3 separate regions of the Homo sapiens genome follow, and all the other regions are linked to region 1. Evidence: chromatin contacts called from ENCODE Hi-C data. All regions are on one chromosome and are shown on one strand. The core of a region is the stretch at or near the end of the contact, and the rest is flanking DNA. Distances in the headings are between cores, read along the strand shown. Region 1 overlaps CASK (calcium/calmodulin dependent serine protein kinase). Region 2 has its middle 180 kb from the start of PPP1R2C. Region 3 overlaps LOC105373188 (a long non-coding RNA gene).

Region 1 (4,263 bases), core at 485-2,984:
GTCTTACTGGCCAGGCGTGGTGGCTCACAAGGTCAGGAGTTCGAGATCAGCCTGGCCAACATGGTGAAACCCTGTCTCTACTAAAAAATATATATATAAAAAAAATTAGCTGAGCGTAGTGGCAGGCGCCTGTAATCTCAGCTACTCAGGAGGCTGAGGCAGGAGAATTGCTTGAACGTGGGAGGTGGAGGTTGCAGTGAGCTGAGACCGTGCCACTGCACTCCAACCTGGGCAACAGAGCGAGATTCCATCTCAAAAAAAAAAAAAAAAAAGGAGAGAGAGAGATAGGGTCTTACTATGTTGCTCAGGCTGAGAAACTTAAAACCAAGGAGTTGATTTCTTTTTTTGTAGGAGTAGGCTGGGCAAAGAGAAGTATAGCAGTTAGAAACACAAGATAAATTTATAATAATCATGTAATCCATGAGATCTTCCTAAGTACAATTATTAAAATGCCACATTAAAACTGAACGTGCACATTATGTTAAAAAATCTTATAAAAGAAATGCAGAAGATTAACCAATGTTAATATAATAATAAAGAATAGTGGCTGGGCACGGTGGCTCACGCCTGTAATCCCAGCACTTTGGGAGGCTGAGGCGGGCAGATCATGAGGTCAGGAGATCGAAACCATCCTGGCTAACACAGTGAAACCCCGTCTCTACTAAAAATACAAAAAAATTAGCCGGGCATGGTGGCGGGCACCTGTAGTCCCAGCTACTCGGGAGGCTGAGGCAGGAGAATGGCGTGGACCTGGGAGGTTGAGCTTGCAGTGAGCTGAGATGGCGCCACTGCACTCCAGCCTGGGCGACAGAGTGAGACTCTGTCTCAAAAAAAATAAATAAATAAATAAAATAAATAAAGAATAAATACGTTTTTGTTTTATGAGAATTTAAATTTCTCTATACAACATGATAAACTTTGGGGAGTTGTGGTATCAGGTGTAAAAGAAACATCAGTAACGGAGAACAAGAGACTACGGAATGCTTTAAGAAATCCACAATGTCATGCCAACCAGTGTTATATGATAAACACAAATTTATCATAAAGTCTGGCCTTAAATAGGTAAAAGGAGAACTGAGACCAGAAGGGAACCAAAAAGCAGCCAGGCGTGTTCACACAGGTTAGCAAGGAAAACCATTTAAAGGAAGCACACTCAGAAACACTCTGGCCTCTGGCTGAGTGTGTGTGTGACTGGGGTTTGCACAGTTCTAAGAACTAAAAACAGCACCCAGACCTTCTGGGCACAGGCACCATTCAGAATAGAAAGTGATTGTGGGTAGCAATTTGCATTCTCAGAGAAACTGTTTCACTTCAACTTCAGTTATTAGAATTATACATGAGTAGGTCAGAGTGACAGAAAGGTCTAAAACTAAGTCTCCCCACAACCTCATGATCTAAGGCTGCCTGCAAGAGTTAGGAGAGAGGAGAAAATTCCACAAACTCTCAGTGCTTAGTAGAGCCCATGAAAGAAGGCAAAGAGCCAGGAGTTGCATTTACCTTGACAACTGTGCTATTTCTTTCTAAAGTACTTTTAATTTAGGGGTGAGAGGAAGAAAAAAAAATACCAGAAACATAATGAAAGTTTTCACATTCTTTCACAAGAAAAAGTAGAATTAAAGGGAAGAAGATGACAGAAAAAAATAGAAATTTATATGCATGCCTTAATTAATACCTGTAGGGAGGCAAATCTTGAGAATTATAACAGTCTATTATGACAGTGGGCCTTAACCAGGGACAATTTTTGTGCCCCAGGGGACATTTAGCAATGTTTGGAGACATTTTTGGTTGTCACAACTAGGGGGAGATGCTACTGGCATCTAGTGGGTGAAGGATGCTTAGCAGCATCCTACAATTCCCAGGACAGCCTCCCACAGCAAAGAATATAGCCTGATATGTCACTAAGTGTGGCTGTGGGGAGGCCCAGCACTATGTTCACACATCTCTCGAATTTCAAAGGATTATATGATTGCTTTTTATGCAGTTTTATGTGAAACTGCTTCTTCAGAGCAAGCAGTTCCCAAAAATAGATTACATGGTACCATATATTCAAATCTAACCAAATAATCCTTTTAAGACTCAGTTACAATGATTACAAAAGGAAATACCTTTTGTAAAAAAGTAAAGAAAAAAGTATTAATAAATATAATAACAGGATCCTTGGGAAATGTAATGCTTTTGGATCATATGCCAAGAATTATGAGAGAGAGAGAGAGAATGAGAATATTCTTGGCTAGATGAAACAGATGATAAAATAAATTTTTCTTAGAGAAATAAAATATTGCAATGCTCTTCTGTTTTCGTTATTAAATATAAGGAAAGAAAACTTAGACAAAAACTTTAACTGCAGAAACAAAAATCTACATACAAACCAAATCTACATACAGATAAGTCACTGAATATATATCTGAATGGAAAGAAAAGCTCATAGGTTGCTTTATTGGCAAAAATATTAACAAATCAAACCAAGTGAAAATTTACATTATTAGCATGTGAAATGTATTGTTCTTGAAGTTTTACAATGACCACTATGTTGGAATACCCCTGTAACAGGGTCTTGAATAAAACTAAGTTTTGCCTACGTTACCAAAGATATATTAGGAAATCCTATTGGCATAATCTCCAAAATATATCAGGAATCTAACTAATTTTTTTTTTTTTTTTACTACCTCCACTGCTACTACTCTGGTCTGAGCCAGGCAGGATCATCTCCTGTCTCCTTTTTACTCTCCTCTTTGCACATTTTGCCTCAGCCACACCGGCCTCCTTGCTGTTCCTCGAGCAGGCTACTTGTGTTCCTGTCTTTCGGTCTTTGCACTGGCTGTTCCTTTTAACTGAAGTGCTCTTCCCTCAGCTGTCAGATTAGCCCGCTTCCTCTCTTCCAAGTCCTTGCTCAGATATCATCATCTCAATGTGGCCTACTTTGACCACCATATTTACAAAAGCAAGCCCTTCTCTGGACACTCCCTAACCTTCTGACCACTCTAGTTTTTTCTGTGATACTTTTCACATTCTAGCCTACTATGTAGTTCATTTGTTTACTGAGTATTGCCTCCCTGAACTAGAATGTCAGCTCCATGAGGGCAGTGATTTTTGTCTGTTTTCTTCACTGACGTAGCTCCGGTTCCTAGGACAGTGCCTGCCACACAGTAGGCACTCAATAAATATCTTTTGGATGAATGTCTTAAGAAAAATACACCAACATTAAAAATTTTCAATTAACTAAATGTGAGTATTCTATTCACCCATGTAAAAATGTGTGGATTTCGGCTTCTGAAATATAAAGAATATCAACACCGGGCGCGGTGGCTCACGCCTGTAATCCCAGCACTTTGGGAGGCTGAGGTAAGAAGATTGCTTAAGCCCAGGAGTTCAAGAGCAGCCTGGGCAACAGGGTGAAACCTCGTCTCTACAAAAAACTACAAAAAAAATTTAGCCAGGTGTGGTGGCGCACGCCTATAGTCCCAGCTACTCTGGAGGCTGAGGCATGAGGATTGCTTGAGCCCAGGAGGCAGAGGTTGCAGTGAGCCGAGATTGCGCCACTGCACTCCAGCCTGGGTGACAGGGCGAGACCCTGTATCAAAAAACAAACAAAACAAAACAAACAAACAAACAAAAAACAAACAAAAAAAGAATATCAACATTAACGTGTGCTCTGTGTTGAGTGTGTCTCCCAACTGAACAATGGCAATTTTTGGGGTGGTTTCTTCTTACTTATTTGCAGTTTGAGAATTACTTCTTTTTCATTCCTTGGCATGTTTCTACGTGCTTCCTCTAAACTATTTAGCATGTACTTTAGAAATAATAAACTAATCTAACATACTCCAACGTAAGACTACTTTTGGGCCTTTGCACAAACTGTTCCTTCTGCCTGAAATGTCTTTTTGTCTCCATATAACTACCCCATGATTCAAGAACAAGCTCCAATGTGACCTCCCCCAGGAAACTTCTCTGACCTCATCTTTTAATGATACTTATCACCTTCTACCTTGCACAATAATTATTTGTCTTTCTAAAGGTGGCCACGAACAAGTTCTCCCATCCTTGTATATATCTGGCACTCCATCAATCAAAATATGAATCTATGTTTCTTCCCCTTGAACTCAGACTAGCCTTGTGACCTTTTTGTGAAGTATGTTTCAACTAATGAAATGCATAAGATGTGACACAGTGTCAGTTTGCTTCAGGAGGCCTAGCACCTTCCATTTTTGCTCTTTTGGAGCCCTAAGACACTGTCTTGCTGGAGATAGGGCCACGTGGAGAGAG
Region 2 (4,263 bases), core at 742-3,241, 1.2 Mb after region 1:
CTCAAGCAATTCTCCTGCCTCAGCCTCCCAAGTAGCTGGGATTACAGGCGTGTGCCACCACTCCCGGCTAATTTTTGTATTTTTAGTAGAGATGGGGTTTCACCATGTTGGCCAGGCTGGTCTTGAACTCCTGACCTCAGGTGATCCACCTGCCTTGGCCTCCTAAGTGCTGGGATTACAGGCGTGAGTCACCACACCCAGCCATTGTCAAGAGAAGTTCTAAGGCTAGCCATGACACTAGTCATGTGTCTTTTTAAAATTTGATCCTCTCATAGATACAAGGTAATTGTTTAGAATGAGAGATCTCTAAAATCTTTTTTTTTTTAAATTAATCGTCTTTATAAGTTGAAGGATCCATCTTTTGCTCACTGACAATTAGAATTTCCAATCATGTACTTACTTATTCCAGTAGCAATTGAATCCAAAAAGCCTTTTCATGGAAAGCCTAAGAGGTGATTTTCCAAGTTTAGAATAAGTTTTTAGCACATAAGCAAGCGGTGTTCCTGGAGAGGGCATAGAAGAGATATTCTTAATAATTCCAAAAAAACTTATTCCCAGGAAGAGGCTAAGCCAGTGAAAGACTTGTTGCCATAGATACTTAAGGATGGTGTTTGTATGTCCTGTTCCACCAGTATCCCACAAATTTGTGGGGGCCTGCCAGTTCCAGACCCATTAATTCATGACACCAGGCTCTCCTGAGATTGGACTTTCCCAGGACAAACCAGGCAACCACAGTTGAAACAACAAAAACTCCTATGAATGGAGCTTCTTATTTAAGACAAACTCCCCTAAGAGATTGGTACATTCAGAACAAAACATGTGCTGCTTAAAATCTTATGTGCCTCAGCTTTCCAGCCATTTTCATATGTGACTTGAAAATGAGGACTGTGATGGTTATAAGTATTTATTCCTTATTTTGGTGTTTTTATTTAATAATTTAATTTTACATAAAATTTAATAATTTAATATTTTAATTTAATTTTACCTCTGTCATTCCCTTATCATCTAACATGACTTGTTAATAATTAACTTGATATTATATTTAAGTTACAAAATATAAAACAGGGAGTATGAACCAGGAAGAAGAAAATGAACATCACCCAAAGGCACAAAAGGGACTCTACACCCTCTTCTGGGAAAATAATTAGTTTGTTATGTAGGATTATTATATCATTTTTGATGGAAGTAGGTCTTTTGTTATTGTTTTTATTTGGAGATTAAGTGTGGTTCAAGGAAGCTTATTTGAGGTCAAAGTTGCCAAGAATGGACTGTGGTAGCTTTATAATGTGTCAGCTTGGTTAGGTTTAACTACATTTCACAGAATTTATCATTTTATTTCTGGTGAGGTTGAGCCACATGTATACTCTTTATACCAATTGCATTATTTCTCCACTGTTGTAACTCAATCATTAATGTATCTACGGTTGATAGAATAAAGGACCAAAAAATATACTTATTCTAATTCCTAGAATCTATGATACGGTATATTACATGGCAAAGGGAAGTTAAGGTTACAGATAGAATTAAGATTACTAATCAGATGACCTTAAATAGGGAGATTAGGATTATCTGGGTGGGCCCAATGTTATCTCAAGGTCCTGAAAAGTGAAAGTAGGAGACAGTGTCAGAGTGATTTCATGCGAGAAAGAATTGACTAGTCATTGCTGGCTTTGATGAAAGGGGGCTACAGTCAAGAAATAGAAGAGCCTCTAGAAGCTGGAAAAAGCAAGAAAATGGATTCTGCCCTAAAACCTCCAGGAAGGAACATAGCCTTACCTACATCTTGATTTTAGTCCAGTTAGCCTGGTTTCAGACTTCTGACATACAGACCTATAAGAAAATAAATTTTTGTTTTTGTAAGCTGCTAAATTTGTGCAAATTTGTGATGCAGCAATAGTAACCTAATGCAGTAACCTTTTATTGGCCTTCCTCCATTCGGTGCCTTCAACTACTCACTTTCTTACTATTTTTATTGGGTCATTTTCCAAATAAACAACTGTACTTAAATCATTGTCTCAGTTCTGCTTTTAAGAAATTCAAATGAAGACAGTCTTTCTCCACAACAAATTCTACTGGTATGACCAAGGGTATGTAAAAATAGGATATAATCTGTACAGTGATTAGGAGATATGGATAGATATTATTAGTAACAGGCCAAAAAGGCAGCGTGCAAATTGGCTTAGATTGAGGGAAGTGAAAACTATCTCATATTTCAATAAGATTAGTTGCAAGAAAAGGAAGTAAGCAGAACTAGGAAATCTCCACCTCTGAGAAGGAAGGGCTGGTAAAAAAAAAAAAAAAAAAGGGCCTTCGGGACAAAGTAGATGTGATGAAAGTCAAAGCACACTAGAAATCACACCAAAATTCCTCAGAAAAGTCAGCTACATGGAGAATTCACTCTCAGCTTTCTCTTGGTGCAAGCAAAAGAAAGTGAAAATGTCATTATACTGGATTTCTATATATGTGAATCTGACAGAAGCAGTATATTGGGCTCTTACAACATAATCATAAAAATTAAAATGAAATAATTCAAAGAAGAAACAGCTCCTTTTCTATTAAGTTGTCCTCTTACTAGCTGTATTAGAGTCAGGGTTCTCCTGAGAAACAGAACAGAGTGTGTGTGTGTGTGTGTGCATGTGTGTGTGTATGTGTCTTGGGAGAGGGAGGGAGATTTTTAAGGATTTGGCTCTCATGATTGTTGTAGCTTGGTGTCTTAGTTCACTTTGCTAAACAAAAATCCCATAAACCGTGTAGCTTTTAAACAACATAAATTTATTACTCACAGTTCTTTAGTCTGGAAAGTACACAATCAAGGTACCAGCAGATTCAGTGCCTAGAGCAGATCCTTTTCCTTGCTCACAGGTGGTGCCTTCTCACTGTGTCCTCACATGATGGAAGGGGCAAGAGAGCTCTCAGGCCTCTTTATAAGGGCACTAATTCAAATCATCTGGGCTCTACTCTCATGACCTGATCACCTCCTAAAGGCCCTGCTTCCTAATATAATCATCTTGAAGGTTAGGATTTTGACATATGAATTGGGAGGAGGGGGTTCACAAACATTCAGACCATAGCACATGGTAAATATAAAGCCTGATAGAATAGACCAACAGACTGGACATACAGAGAAGAGTTGCAGTTTGATTCCAAAAGTGCTCTCTGCTGGCAGAACTCTTTCTTGCTTAGAGGAAGTCAGTCTTTTTTCTAGTAAGGCCTTCAATTGATTGGATAAGGCCCACCAACATTATGGAGGGTAATTTGCTTTACTCACAGCCCACCAATTTAGATGTTAATCTTGTCCACAAAACACCTTTGTAGAAACATCTAGAATAATGTTTGACCAAGTATCTGAGCACCATGGCCCAGCCAAGTTGACACATAAAATTAACCATCACGCTAGTTCCCAGGCTTCTTCCTAGAAAGGAATATCTTCATGGGAAAATGTGGTTCTGTCCTGACACATGAACACCATGAACACCATGTCTCCAGTGTATATGAGCTAGTCTGTGGGGGAGGTTATTTGAAACCAATCTGAGTCCTACAAAGTTGTTTGAGCTGCACCCATCAGAACTCATATATGTAGCCAGTGAAAAGAAACCATTTGGAAAATCAATGAACTTTCCTGTCATGCAGCTTTTCTCTCCATGGCTCACTCCCCATTCATGTGGACAATTTAATTCAACCTGTAACAAAATATTGCTATAGCAAACAGGAACACCTTTATATTCCCATTTTCTGGGAATAAAAGATTTGAATTTTGACACAGAATCATCTCAAATTTCAGAATTTGAAGAAGTTGGAGTCTCCTCAGTAAAGCTGAGGCTACAAAAATACTATTGGACTTTTGAAAAATGCTCTGAACATCTAAACAAAATAAAAGGGCCATTTGGGGATTCAGAATAAGTTTATCTATGTGAAACAGCTTTATGCCAAGAAAAGTTAACAGTTAAAAAGTCTTATTTGCATTTCAATAAGATTTCTTGAAATTCTACACCCATTGGAAAAAAAATCATATAACATTAGGAAAGACAGCATTCAAATAAAAACTAAGATTACTAAATTTAAACATGTAATGGAAGCAGTAAAGAGTAGATTGAAAAATGCAAAAAAAAAAGTTCTCTCAGAACAATTAGGAAAATGACGACTGAAGGGATGAAGCAATAAAGCTTATAGATAAAAATATGTGCATGTTTTTCTAATATATTTTCCAAAAAAATCAGATGATGCAGACTAAATGTCATAAGAATTTCAGGAAAACATCTTGTT
Region 3 (4,263 bases), core at 592-3,091, 1.2 Mb after region 1:
TTAGTGGAGTCACTTAGCTAGAGAATGACAGCACACTGCCTACAGCAAAGCCAGTTTGGATAAATTATGCTATGGGTGGGATTTTTAAAATACTTATAAAAGAAGATTTGTATTTTTTGTTTGTTTGTTTTTGTTTTGTTTTATTTTGTTTTGTTTTTATTGATACACAGTGAGGACAGAAACTCTGTTTGAAATTATAATGGCCTGTAAATATATATATGTAAACCTAGGGGTGAACTGCCTGTGCTATCATCCCTTTTACAACTATACAATCTAAATTAAAAGTTGAATTTATCACATCACACAACTAATAAAATTTAAATAAACCATATTAATTTTATATAGAAAATAAGTTTTTGCTGAAGCTATACTAGTGCTCACCATTGATATTACGTATACAAATATGATAGTGTACCATATGATGATTTGATTATCTCACTGTTTTCTCTGTTTAAATAATTTTAAGACCTTTTATCATATATTAATTCTGCCTCTGTATTTTTCCATTAACCCAAAATAATTGAAGTAGAACATTCCTACAAAACATAGTAGTTTTCAGGATAGGACATCCAACTCTTATGTAAGTAATTTAAGTCAAAATTCAATAATGTCATAGTTCAGTGCTTTTTAAAAGCAAAAGTCTAGGTTTTTTTTCCCTCATAACTGTTTAAGGAAGTCAATGTTTGCCCAATAGCAGGTGCTAAAAGTTTTCATTTGTGGCATTAGAGGGGGCTAACAAGAGCAAAGCAATGTGCTTACCAGCATATTAAAATGTAAATGCTGGTGCTTCATGATCCTTTTGTGCAACGTGGTCACCTAAACACAAGGGTAAACATGCACATTAAAATAAAGTAATGCTCAATCATAAGATGGTCATCTAGCAATGAGACAAAGACAAAAGGAGAAGGAAAAAAATGGGAGAGGTGGGGGATGGACAACATTAAATCCTGTAGAATATGTGACCTCCAAGATGTCTCCCCTCCAGGCTGTGCCCCAGCTGCAAGGTAGAGGATGGGTAATCCACATTGAGTACGGAAGAGAATGGGCCAGGGAGTACAGGGTCTGGGTACCAGAGCTGAGAAAGCTGAGACCCACATGTGCACCTTGGTGACTTCACCATGTGACTCCACATGCCATATGGGACAGGTCATATGGGAAACCCCAATGGTGCCTTTGCTGCAAATCTGGAAAAGACATGGTCATAGGGCACCTCCAGTGTCCTGCCCCTGCTTGGCCCAGTTTTATTTGCTGGTGTTTTGCCACCAGAAATAGCCCTTGCATTGTCCTAATCTGTATTTGTGAATTGTGCTGGTTTCCTGGAGATTGTCACCACCTGCCAAAGGTGGGTGCATTAAAAGGCACCACTGGTTCTTGGGCTTCGTGGTGTCTCATGAGTTCAAGCATACCTCTGGCCCAGGCCACTGTCACTGTCTGTTAGTTGAAGAAAAAGCAGTTCTCAGCTGCAAGCAAGGACCACCTTTTGTAACTGTCACTGTCCTGGCCTTGAGAAAAGAGTCCACCCTCCTTGGGGCACCCCACGGATGACACAGTCAGTACTAGAGGTTCCAGAGAGGGTGGGTGAAGCTGTTGATCTCTTCATAATTGGCACAGACTATTTTGGATATTTCTAGGTGGGCAGTTTCTTTGCATGTTTCAGGAGAGGTTAATTGATTTTGGGGTTGCATGGCAGGCCTTTAGTTTGGGTCTTATTTTAGTGGTTGTTTGGGGCCCCCAGGGAGAGAGATGGGCAGTGGATGGGGCTTTTCTATGTGCTCCTGTGTGCTTTTGTTTTCATTTCGCGTTCTTCCCCCTCCACAAGCCAAAGTCGTTTCCTGTGGTTTCCACTGTGTGGACAGTGCTCAAGCACAGTGCTTGCCAGAAGGATTAGGGGCTGGGTAAGCCCCAGGTCACAGACAGATGAAGCAGATAAACTGTTCTTCTGGTTCCTGTCCAACCTCAGAGGGGCAAAAACCCTCCCCAGGAAGGAGAAGAGTGTTCAAAAGCCAGACTTTTGGAGAAGAGGCAGCTGGGCATTGCTGAAAGCCTTCATTATGAACTGTGGAGAAGCAGCCCTTGCCCCTACTGTGGGCTGAGGGGACCACAGCTGGGTACCCTGGGTCAGACTGAAGCCAACAATGCCAGCTGCCCCTTTTGGCCTGCTGGCAATGCCACGGGTGCCAGAGAAGATGGAGGATCCCTGTGCCAGGAGCCCACTTGGACTTCGCAAGGGGCAGTACCCGGGTGAAGAGGGAAGAAAGAATATAAAGTTCCCTGTAGGTCCTCTGTCAAAAAAAGTAAAAATAAAAATTAGATGGCCATCCATATGATAGAGAACATGCTACTCTTATTAATTTTAAATATAATTGGAATGAAAATTCATACTCTTAAAAAGAATCTTGTAATAAACTCAAGGACACAAAACACTCCTGGAAACATGACGTCCACCACTGGGGAGACATGCTCTAGGGCAGTGGTTCTTAATTTATTTGTCATCTCTTTGTAAATCAAGTTAAAAAAAAAAAAAAACATTGGTTTTATCCCAGCAAAGTTTACATGTGTGCACAAACAATATTTTGAATATCGTTTCAGTAAGTTTATGAATGTCCTGATGGCAATCCAAGGACTAGCATAATTACATTATTTCATTGAATTCTTCCAATTATCTTGGTAAGTAGTATCCTGTAGAGAAATCTCAGAGTAGCATAATTATGCTCCCTTTTGTATGTTAATTGCTTTTTCTCCAAGATTTCCTTAGGATACTTTTTTCTTAATCTTCAAATATCAGTAACTTTACCAGTTACTTTCCCTAGGAAACAGCCTAATTTGCTCTTCAGAGTCAAACAAGACTTTTATTTCAAAAACACTTTCTTCTATTAAATCTTTGAATGCATTTTTCCATCTTTTCTGTTCTTTTCTTTCATCTGAATTCCATATCTAATGATCTTTTTATAATTTTATATCTCATTCATTTTAATTCTCATTTTGTGTAATTTTTTTGAAGTTTCACTTCCATGTCACTGATTGTGGCATCAAATACTGTTTATTCTGTTTATGATTGCATCCAATGTGACACTTATTTTTGTAAATATTTAATTTCTAATTTATTTTTATTTCTCATATTTCTCTTCATTGATGACTTTTCTTCATCTTCTGCTTCACATCTTTTTTAAACAAGACTGTGATACCTGTATGCTTTTTGAAATTATAGACAAATTTCTTTTCACCTCTTAGCTTTTAAGTCATCCTTGTTATAATACATGCTATTCATTTGCTTTTGAATTATGTTTTTCCTTTCTTGATTTTGTAATTTCTACTCATTGGTCAAATCGTTTTTCATTGATTCTTTATCTTTGTTTTGAAATTGGACCAGCTGTTGATGAATTTAAAGAGCACCCTTACTAGTGCTGGCCTTCCTAAGAATAAATTTTTTATCTTTCTTACTATTAGTAAGACTCTCTGTTACTCATGATCTAACATAATTTCTAATTGATGCATGTTCAATTGATAATGGAGATGTGACACTTGTGAATGTTTGTATACCAGATATCATTGTGTTATCATTCATAAAACAGAAACTGTAAGAAATGCAAGAAAAAATAGAGAAAATTACATTAGTATTAATATTAGTAAGTCTTGGTTTACTTGTCCTCATTCATATTACATCAACTATACAGAATTATACAAATATATTGACTAAAATAAATGCCATACTTCAATGAGGTAAAACTAATTGTAATATTTTGAACTCAAATTAACTGATCGAAAAAGTAAGCCAGGAGGGGTGGCTCATGCCTGTAATTCTAGCACTTTGGGTGGCTGAGGCAGGAGGATAGCTTGAGGCCAGAAGTTTAATACCAACCTAGGCAACAAAATGAGGCCCTGTCTCTACAAAAAATAAAAAATCAACCAGGCATGGTGGTGTACACCTATACCCGCAGCCCCTCAGGAAGCTGAGGCAGGAGGATCACTTGAGTCAGGGAAGTCGAGGCTGCAGTGAGCTGTGATTGTGCCACTGTACTCCAGTCTGGGCAACAGAGCGAGACCCTGCCTCAAAAAAACAGCAACAAAAAAACAAAACAAAACAAAACAAAAAACGCAAAAAATATTTTGGCAAGACCATAGAAGACGTAAATAATGTGATTCATTAGCTTGGCTTTGCAGTAACGAAAATGGTGAATTAAAATTTACCAAAATTCTTTTGAATTTGTCTATTGCTTCCATTTATTCTGTCACTTTTTGCTTTGTAGACTTGAGGAGTATGTT

Evidence for each region. A loop is a pair of places that touch in the nucleus more often than their neighbours do. Pooled maps may share reads with other maps.
Region 2: a loop to region 1 is called in a pooled map, with 5 times the contacts of the local background. The contact joins two enhancer-like sites. A Hi-C loop is called at or near these places in 3 of 37 single-sample maps with no recorded cell type and 3 of 50 pooled maps.
Region 3: a loop to region 1 is called in a pooled map, with 3 times the contacts of the local background. The contact joins two enhancer-like sites. A Hi-C loop is called at or near these places in 2 of 37 single-sample maps with no recorded cell type and 3 of 50 pooled maps.

What each region holds. Positions count from the first base shown.
Region 1 is chrX:41,732,922-41,737,184 of GRCh38, forward strand. The region is part of intron 5 of CASK (calcium/calmodulin dependent serine protein kinase); the gene reads right to left. Among named protein-coding and RNA genes, the nearest start is that of GPR82, 11 kb to the left of the region's middle. Within about 2 kb of position 1,735, at least 2 of the 41 ENCODE cell types and tissues checked have a DNase peak (open chromatin) inside an H3K27ac peak, as active enhancers do.
Region 2 is chrX:42,953,465-42,957,727 of GRCh38, forward strand. No RefSeq gene overlaps it. Among named protein-coding and RNA genes, the nearest start is that of PPP1R2C, 180 kb to the left of the region's middle. Within about 2 kb of position 1,992, at least 2 of the 41 ENCODE cell types and tissues checked have a DNase peak (open chromatin) inside an H3K27ac peak, as active enhancers do.
Region 3 is chrX:42,932,695-42,936,957 of GRCh38, forward strand. All of the region lies in intron 1 of LOC105373188 (a long non-coding RNA gene), which reads left to right. Among named protein-coding and RNA genes, the nearest start is that of PPP1R2C, 160 kb to the left of the region's middle. Within about 2 kb of position 1,842, at least 7 of the 41 ENCODE cell types and tissues checked have a DNase peak (open chromatin) inside an H3K27ac peak, as active enhancers do.